Regions from separate parts of the Homo sapiens genome. Here region 2 is linked to region 1. A link is a loop called in an ENCODE intact Hi-C map of the cell type or tissue named here. Cell type or tissue: A673. All regions are shown on one strand. Links, peaks and the distances in the headings refer to the core of each region. The heading gives the core; the rest is flanking DNA.

The links. A loop is a pair of places that touch in the nucleus more often than their neighbours do. Peaks named below come from ENCODE experiments on the same cell type or tissue, not always from the same donor. Only the 100,000 strongest peaks of a DNase experiment are listed, where the experiment ranks them.
Region 2: a loop joins it to region 1, with 3 times the contacts of the local background. A loop is called at or near these places in 2 of 110 quality-filtered maps.

What each region holds. Positions count from the first base shown.
Region 1 is chr2:39,056,803-39,061,724 of GRCh38, forward strand. It overlaps SOS1 (SOS Ras/Rac guanine nucleotide exchange factor 1), which reads right to left. Exons shown (of 23, transcript NM_005633.4): 3 at 1,871-2,002; 4 at 1-64. Among named protein-coding and RNA genes, the nearest start is that of SOS1, 62 kb to the right of the region's middle. In A673, for the core only: a CTCF peak has its summit at 2,743 (motif pointing right); a DNase peak (open chromatin) is centred at 2,749.
Region 2 is chr2:39,694,339-39,699,260 of GRCh38, forward strand. The region is part of intron 1 of TMEM178A (transmembrane protein 178A); the gene reads left to right. Among named protein-coding and RNA genes, the nearest start is that of TMEM178A, 31 kb to the left of the region's middle. In A673, for the core only: a CTCF peak has its summit at 2,734; a DNase peak (open chromatin) is centred at 2,673.

The DNA.
Region 1 (4,922 bases), core at 248-4,247:
TGTATTCTAAGACTGCTACTATGTAAACAGAAACCTGGTGGTCAATTTTATAACCTAGGACCTCCTGCAAAATTAAAAGAAAAGCATGTTTAAACATCATATACTGTACATTTAACACACTGATTAAAAATAAAAAACATATTTGCACCTTAACTTACACTTTTTTTCCTGAGGCCTGTGCTTACCAACAACATTTAATTGTAAGTGGTTCAACAATGAATAATATATGTATTACTATTGAAAATGTAAGCTAAGAAAAGGCAAGGCAAAATTACCTCTAATGATGTAAAATACTTAAGCGGAGATTACAAATAGATAATCCCTAACCTATAAAGGAAGGCCCAAGTTTGGGGAAGGGAGCAAATGCTCTTTGTTACCTAATTCAGAATACCTGGAAGTAACTATAACAAACAAGTTTTTTCTTTTACAAAAAATGAGAGTTAATATATTATTGGTATCTAGGAATCTCTACCAGGCTTATACTTTTAACTTTTCCAAGGGAAGATGAGCTCCCCAAAACCACAGCGGGCATATTCCTGGTATTCCTGGCAATTTCTACGAAAATAAAATTCATGTTATGTCCTACTGAATAATGGTTGCTGTTAAGAAAATGTTAAATAGCCCTAATATTAAACTTCAAAGAGAATATGGGCTTTTGTGGGACTGGTCTGTTCATACAGAATAACAAATTCTATTTTCCAAACAACCCATTTAAGGGAAAAAAACAACTTTGAAATAAGAAGTTTGTTACAAATTGGAGACAGGCTGCATTTACCTTTTAGGGTATATAAAAACTAATAAGGGTATCATGATAAAGGTGTATTAAAATAAATTGAAATGATATTCACAATTAGCACATAAAACTCAAAATTTAGGATTATTAACATAATATTTATATACCTCAATTTGTTAATTCCCTTAGAATACAATTCAACATATGGCCAATGAAAATCATGAAGAGAATGATGAATGCCTTTTCCATAAGGCAGGTATTTCTATTCAAAGAACTGAATGCAAAATACAACCTTAAACTCATTCAAGTGTTTAACTTTAAATTTTGGACAACATCAAGCAAACCTGAACTTTCTAACACTATCACTTAAGAGTCTTGTGAACTTGGCATAGAAGTTACTTAATCACTTTCTGCCTCTGTCACCTCATTTACAAACTGTGGATAATAATAACTTTGTTGAATAATAAAACTCAGACAATGTATACAAGTATTAGCATTTTGTCTGTATTATAGTATGTACAAAATTACTGGCATCTAAGTTTTTAATTATTATAATACCTATATTTTTGTTGTGAAAGGTAATAGTAGTTCGTTACATTAACTAAAATAGAAATAGCATTATTCGAGCTTCCGGCAGTTATTCTATTAGTTCTATAGAGATTCAACTGACTGACTGACTTATTTACATGATAAGTAGGACTGGAGAGTTTAGGTTATCTTTTTGTTCCAAGATTACACATAGCCTTGTAGCCTTTTCACAGAGGTCTCTACACAAAGTACTAACATCAAAAGGATTTATAGGAACACTTAGGTCTAACCAACAAGAAAGGAGGAGTTTTATAAATTCTCTTTGTGGTCCTAATTACATCTGAGATAAACAAAATCCACAATAACTTTCTTAGTCCTCTCAACTTGCTTATTACTATTGATATGAAATTACTTTAAATCATGTTGCCCAGTTTATATTTTCTTATTATCATAGCATCCCTTCTCACCACATAAATCTCTGGAAAACTTAGAATGAGAGAATTTTACTCTTAAGTTGACTCAATTATCCATAAAATATATTCTTATTGTATAAAAATGGTGGGTTTTATTTTTCCCTTAAAAGGCAAGAAGGCAGTAGTTCAGCATTACCTTTAATAAAGGATGAATTTTTTCTACTGGGAGAGATAAAGGGTTTCTTCGCTTCCTCTTTTCAATAGCTGATTGGGCATCAGCTATTGCCCATTTATCAATTGGATGAGGGAAACTTTTTTGAACACGTTCCTTGGAAAATAGGAAAATAACAACTAAGCAAAAAATATATTAAATAGTGCTCTTCACTTAAAATTTACTTTTAAAATCAAAGAATACCAAAAGTAGAGCTTTTCACATGTGGTATAATTTACATTACAAACATATGAAGCTAAGAGAAAACAGTAATTGTCAATGTATTAGTTCCTTAATTAGACAATAAGAGACTAAACATTCTTTCTATTATCTAGGGGGAATATCACATCCTGAATTTCAACTTCACTGTGATAAAGCTAATTACAAGAATGAGTAGAAGCTACTTTAAATAGTACTTGTATAAAATTTCAAGGAACAACACCCAAGATCAAGAAGTAAATATCTAAATCCAGTTCTCACTCACTTGTCCTTACTTTCAGTGGTAATTACATGCAGCATTTTTCAATTGAAACCTCTATGAATATTCTTTATCCACCATGCAAAGGCACTTCAAAACTATTTACAAATCATGGAAAGCAATGGTTTGCATTGGTGACAGCAATTTTAATACATTGTAGTTTCTTTAAAGTCCTCCCATAGTCATTCGTTTTTAACAAAATACTTCAATTTAATTTCCAGAAATTCTTTAGTTAAAATTTCCACTGAGAGTGAAAGAACTCAGGTTACTATCACAGCTGAATTTCCTTCCTTATTAAACTAATATAATTCACTTCAAAAAGGCGCTTTCATCCTCTCAAAACTTTAAAAAATCCACTTGCAGGATACCATAACTAAAACCAGTAGAGGTCGCTATTACATAACTTTTACACATGTGTTTTGAATAAATGAGTATTCAACTAGTATGTAAAAACTACTAGATGAAATTAAACATCATCATAATTATAAATCTGAATAAAAAGTTTTATTATTTGCTAGTAAAATGGAAAATTAAAAAAGTGTGATGCCATGTGATGCCCTTGGTGGTGAGGGAGGGGTGGAGAACACAATGATTCTTGGAAATCTTAAGAGCAAATCTATAAATTAAGGAGTGTAATCCATTCAATTTTAATAAATTTCCATTATGTCCAAGGCTAAGTCAGCTTCCAAATAAAGTTATTTTAATTCTAATTAATGGAATTAGAAGCATGTTGAAAGAAATTATAGCAGTTAAAAATGGGGTTTACAAACCTTTTCAACTGTCTAGTTGAAAAGCTGTTTGCCAGGACACCAGCCTCATGCAGTAAAACGCAATACAAAGGCCCAAAATATTGAGGAGGCATCGCAGGTGAAAAGGGAGAAAAGGGAAGGGGTAAAGGGAGAGAAGGGAACATCCAAAACAAGAATTCTTTTCTTTTTTCCAAGTTTATTTTACAGACTTGTTAATCCAAAAATGACAAGATATTTAGGACTAACTTACGTGGTTTTCAGTTAAAATGTTTATAGTGATGGGTTTAACCCATGATTAACTAAGTGCAACCATGGTACAAACCTAATCATGTTATGACCCTGTGGCTTTCCAACATTTTTTAAAACCTCAACTCATAGTAAGAATAAATTTTCAACACATTTTTACATTATACCCTTACATACTGCACACATACTCAAATGAAACAGTTTCCTAAAACAAACCTGTCCTTATTATATGTAGCACACTGGCATTTGCTATTCTGTTTTTTATTTGTATATTTATTTATTCTGAGACAGAGTCTTGCTCTGTTGCGCAGGCTGGAGTGCAGTGGTGCAATCTCAGTTCACTGCGACCACCACTCTCAGGTTCAAGTGATTCTCCCACCTCAGCCTCCCAAGTAGCTGGCATTACAGGCGTGTGCTACCATGCCCAGCTAATTTTTGTATTTTTAGTAGAGATGGGTTTCCCCATGTTGGCCAGGCTGGTCTTGAACTCCTGACCTCAGGTGATCCACCCACCTCAGCCTCCCAGAGTGCTGGGATTACAGGTGTGAGCCACTGTGCCCGGCCTGTTTTATTTTTTAAAATGAGGGTTGGGCAATGCACTAAAGTAATTTTATGACTTACTAATGGCCATGACCTGGAGTCTAAAAACACTGGTGAACAGTGTAGACATAAAAGCAGTAGAAAAAAGTAAAAATAAAAAAATAAAAGCAGTAGAGAAGGACAGAAGTTGAACTCAACCTAACAATTAATTCTAAATAGAGTTACATGTCTTTGAAAAAAAAAAAAAATCACCAGCGGTGGAATTACAGAGACTAATTGTAGGCAGGGGTTGAGGTAGAAGAAAAAGAAAACAGAACAGCAACCCCTGTCCATATCAATTATGTCTACCTCATTCCAGGTTTATTGTTTTGAGGAAGGAAAGAAGAGGAAAGAAAATCTCGAATGATTTTTAAAAAGGCAAAGTGGTAATAATGAAGCATAGCACATTTTAAACTTACTTACAAGGGTATTAATGAAATCAAATTACCAAATACATACTTAGGAGACAATGTCAAGGGTCAAAATGCATGCGGAAAGATTCGTAGGGTTAAAAAAAAAAAAAAAAAAAAAGGTGTTTTGAATGTGGAGAGGCCATACTGAAGGAATTACTTTATTTCTTGTAGTGGCAAATTTATAATTTTATGATAAAATAAAATTTCTTTCACAAACACTTTATATTTCTTTACTTTTTATTTATTTTGGGGGGGAACAGGGTCTCGATCTATCACCCGAGCTGGAGTGCAATGATGCAATCATAGCTCACTGGAGCCTCAGCCTCCTGGGCTCAAGTGATCTCCCTGCCTCCGCCTCCCAAGTAGCTGGGACTATAAGTACGTGCACCATGCCCAGCTAATTTTGTTATTTTTAGTAGAAATGAGATCCTGCTATGTTGCCCAGGCTGCTCTGGAACTCCTGAGCTCAAAGTGATCCTTCTGCCTTGGCCTCCCAAAGTGCTGGGATTACACACATGAGCCACTGCATTCGGCCTTCATGTATTTTTAAAAAGAAGCCCAAGGAGGACTGA
Region 2 (4,922 bases), core at 469-4,468, 640 kb after region 1:
AGCCTGTCTTGCTCCAGAGAGAATATAGAGTGAACACAGATAAAATTTCTTAGTTACCAGGAAGTTGAGTCTCCATTAATAATAAGAAACAATTATGGCAGAACCAGATATAGTATGTGGTAGACACAAGATCTAAACAAAGAATAACCTCACACCTTTCAGGCCCTTTCTATATCAAACATTCTTGCTCCCAGTTGCTTTTGCTTTGGTTGGAGTCTTACTCATTTTCATCTAGTAAACTCCCCTCTCCAGGATGGAAGCCACATGAGACTATTGAGCATTTGAAATGATGCTTGTCTGAAAAGAGATGTGCTATAAGTAGAAGATATTAGATTTAGATTTTGAAGACTTAGTATGAAAAAACTATATAAAATATCTCATTAACAACTTTCAAAGTATTGATTGCATGTTAAATTTAAAAATACTAAAATTAATCTCACCTATTTTTCAATATGACCATTAGAACATTTAAAATTCTTACAATTTGCATTATATTTCTACCGGACAGAGCTGCTTAGATTTACTAATTAGTATCTTTCTCCTTTCAGTTCTGTAGACCTGATGAAAGGTTTGTCCTCAAGAGCTTTGCCTTTGGGACTGGTTTAGCCATTTGAGGCTCTAAAAGTCAGTGTTAAGCCCCTAAACTTACTGTATTTAGTTTATTTATTTTAACAAGGTTAACTGTTTATACCCAATACAGGAGGTGATAAGGAAAGCATTTTTGTCTGTCTGCTTTAGCCCCTGCTTTGCTCTGAAATTAAATCTCTGACCAGAACATGGCTGCTACCCTGTCCTATGACTGCATGATTGATTTTTCTTTTCAAACTGAGACGTGTGCTGGGGAAATAATTCTTTATTTTTCTGCTCAAGGGCCAGCTGAAGAATTCCAAGTTGTCTTTGAAATGTTTAGGAAATGGTGTAGCCTGTTGTTAACTCTTTCTGCTAGAGAACCTTAAGCATTAGTGGTACTGCTATTGCCATCAACTGTTTCAGACATACCTCTTAAATGTTGTAATCCAGAAAAAAGTCACAGCCTCCCTGCTTAAGGAACTTGGGACATTAATGAAGAGGCAGACTTTCTGATCTAGTAGGCAGTGACAAAGACCAGTAATCAAGAGTGAGATGGTGAGGCTCAGCAAAGAGAGTGAGCTATGTGGTCTGCAGTGTTTGGGGTAGGCTTTTCGAAGGCAGTGAGCCTGGAGGGATTAGTAGTTTTTGGACTGTTCTAAAGTTAGTGATGTAGGCTAGGATGGTCACAGAGATGGACATGATGTTGCCAGGGGACAATTTGGGGAGGGAGGGAAGTAGCCCCTGGGAACCAGTCACAGGTAAGTGTAAGTGAAGTTGGAGGTAGGGATAGATGGTAGGGGTCTAGAGTCTGAATTCGATTCAGGGGGAACCCAATTGTATGTTCCTGGACAGAGCCAGTCAATGAAAACCCCAGTCTTATGTTCTGAGGGACCGCGTGTGATTTTCGCATCTTCTGTTGGTCAGTGTGGAAGTTGACACAATGGCAAAGCATTAAAACATTTAAATAAACAATTATATAGTACTTATATGTGTCAGACAATTTATTTTTAAATAAATACATAATTTTAAAACAAATACATAATTATATCATAGCAAGTGAAACTGTTCCTTGCTTACAGTAATCAATTTAAAGCCACATATTAAGTTAATGATACTGTAAAAGGCAGGTAGATGTAACAAAAATCTTAAAGGTTTTCATATTGCATTTTACTGATGGGCAACTGAGACTCCAGAGGCCTCAAAACTTCACACAGCAAATTTATCTAGCAGTGGCATGCAGGGTAGGTTGAGGGTTGAGCAAGGAGGTCAGTTAGCAAATTCTTCAGGAGTGAGGTGATGGGAGTCTTGTTCTAAAGTGGCGAGAATGGAGAGGAAACATGAGAGCTGTTGGTTGGGCCATTGTTCAGGCAGCTGTTGCCATGTGTCTGTTTATTTCTCTGTGCACTTGGGTTAATCTGTGATGACCATTTAAGGTGCAGACTCCTGGTGTGTGGCAGTGGTTCTGTATGGCGAATTGGGCAGGTGCCAAGAGGGAATTCATAATCCATCGCTGACATTATGGAGTACTTACAGTGGGCCACACATCCTATGCTAAGTCCTGAATTACCTCTTTCATTCCTCACCATAACTCAGTGAGGTATCTGCCATTATTCTCCCTCTTTTACAGACGAGGGAACCAAGGCTCAGTGAGCTTCAGTAATTTGCCACAAGTCACACAACTAGGATTCAAACCCAAGTCTGTCTGACCGCAAGGTCTTTAACCATCATGTATACTGCCCGCCTCATTATTGATTGATAGTAATGACTGTTTATAGCATCTTTCTCATGTTTCTTCCTTATTTAACCTCGAGTAGGGGTTTCTATGACTTAGCTTGGAACTCAGTATTGAAAACAACAGAAATTCACCAGGCAAAAAGCTCCATTTCTAACCCCCTGTGCAACATACTTATGTATCTTATTCTATGGTTTATATCATCATTAAAGTGGCTCTACTTGGCCCTTTAAGAAGCTAATTAATCACTAAATATAAACCACAACTTGTTCTTTTCAATCCTCTGCATGTTTCTTCCCCCCATTGTGTGATGCCATCTGGTGCTATGAGCTCATGCTTTTTGTGTTCCTTTTCAGAGAGCCAGATTCATTGCTCTCTAAACCCAGAAAGCCAGTTAATTTCAAAGTTTGCATGTATGACTTTGAAAAAATTGGAATCTAATGCCTCCTTGTGGATTTTAACAGTATAAATTATTCCTTAACATAACACTGCATGGAACTTCCGTCACCATCTATGTATATATATGTGCTTGTCTTTTTATCAGAAAGACCTAATTTGTCTTTGGTTGCTTGATATGTTCTGTCAAGCAACTACAGGTCTTTCCCTGTAAGATTTTTGTGGTTTCATTTTGTCAATTTAATGTGTGTGCTGTAGGGAGCCAAACCTTAATAATATTGCTTTCCTCTTCAAATCTATCTGACTTTCTGCTATGACAGTGGAACAAGTGTTTAAGAACAAGGACATAAAACAGCTAATGGCAGGTCTCTGACACTGCTGGTGAGCTGTCTTTCATTCCCACTTTCTCTTCTAATTCTGCCTGAAGTCTCTAATCATCTTCCAAGGGAGTGGAACACCTGGACCATAGAACATTTTCTTGCAAACTCAGCTGTGGAGCTCTGGGCTTGCTACCAGACCCACACTCTTTGGAGTCCTTGAGTACTGCTTGTTACTGTCAGCCCACACCTCATCATTTTCCCTACCCTCTTGCTCTTTTCATTTCAGAATTCTTGGCACTTTAAATTTAGCCTGAGAGCCCCATGGAGAAGGAAAGGCGATTTGGTGATGTGTGCACTACTTACCTAATTCCTGGCACATGCAGAGGAAGCAGGAGAACCCTGGGCCAGCTGCCACCTCCTTCCTGTTACTCTTCTTGCCCACTGGGATCCTGCCCATTACAAGCACGGAACAGAGGAGGAGATGGGTCTTGAGTATATTTGCAGTGATTTAAAAGGGACCACACATTTCCCTAGCACAGAAGCTGTTCTAAGGCCAGCTCTTGTGAGTCTGAGAAAATAGTTTCTCCCCACTTCACACCCTCTCTCCAGCATTAAGCAGCTTCTGTGAGATGCAGGTAGGATGAAGCCACTGAGTCAGCCATGTCGCCAATCCAATCTCCTTCAATTAAGAATCAGCTTTGTTTCCAAAAGAGCACATGTTGGTTCTAAATTGGAAAGATTGTTTTTTATTTCAAATTGACAGTACATGTAGCAACTCTAGCTTAACTATCCACAAAATTAAGATGCATGTCTAGAAAACTAAGGACTGCTAACATTTCTGAGTAATAGTATTTAATATATAGAGTTTGGGTAACAGCATTTATGTTAAAGCTTGGTTACAACCGAGTAATAGCCTCAGGCTAGTTACTTAACTCTCTGAGCTTCGGATTCTTTTACTCATTTAGTGTAGTTAATAATACCTTTATATTTAGCTCACAGGGTTGTTGATGAGTAGCAAATGGATTTTGTCAAATACTTTTTCTGCATCTTTGAGATGATCAGGTGGTTTCTGACCTTTATTCTGTTGATATGGTATATTGTATTAATTGATTTTAATATATTGAAATGATCTTGCATTCCTGAGATAAATCTCACTGGGTCATGGTGTACAACTCTTTTCAGATGTTGCTGAATTCAGTTTGCTAATATTTTGCTGGGGAATTTTGCATATCTATACATAAGGAATAGTATGTAATTTCCTTTTCTTGTGGTGTCTTTGGTTTTTCATATCAGGGTAATAATGGCCTCATAGAAAGAAGTAGGAAGTTTCCTTCATGCTCTATTTTTTTTTTTTGTTTTGAAGAGTCTATGAAGGTTGTTAATTCTTCCTTAAACATTTGGTTAAATTTACCAGTGAAGCCATCTGGTCATGGAATTTTCTTTGTGGCAAGTTTTTACTAAGTTAATTACTAAGTCAATTTCTTTACTTGTTATAGATGCGTTCAGATTTTCTATTTTTTCTTGAGTCAGTCTTGGAGTTTTATATTTCTAGGTATATGCCATTTTATCTGTTTTATCTAATTTGTTGGCATGTAATTTTTCACTGTGTTCTCTTAAGCTTCTCTATATTTCTCTAAGATTGTTAGTAATAGCCTCTGTTTCATTCCTGATTTTTTTTTTTTTTTTTGAGACAGAATCTTGCTGCCTTGCCCATGCTGGAGTGCAGTGGCACCATCTTGGCTTACTGCAACCTCTGCCTCCCAGGTTCCAACAATCTTTGTGCCTCAGCCTCCTGAGTAGCTGGGATTACAGACATGTGCCACCATGCCTGGCTAATTTTTTGTACTTTCAGTAGAGATGGGGTTTTCCTCTGTTGGCCAGGCTGGTCTTGAACTCCTGGCCTC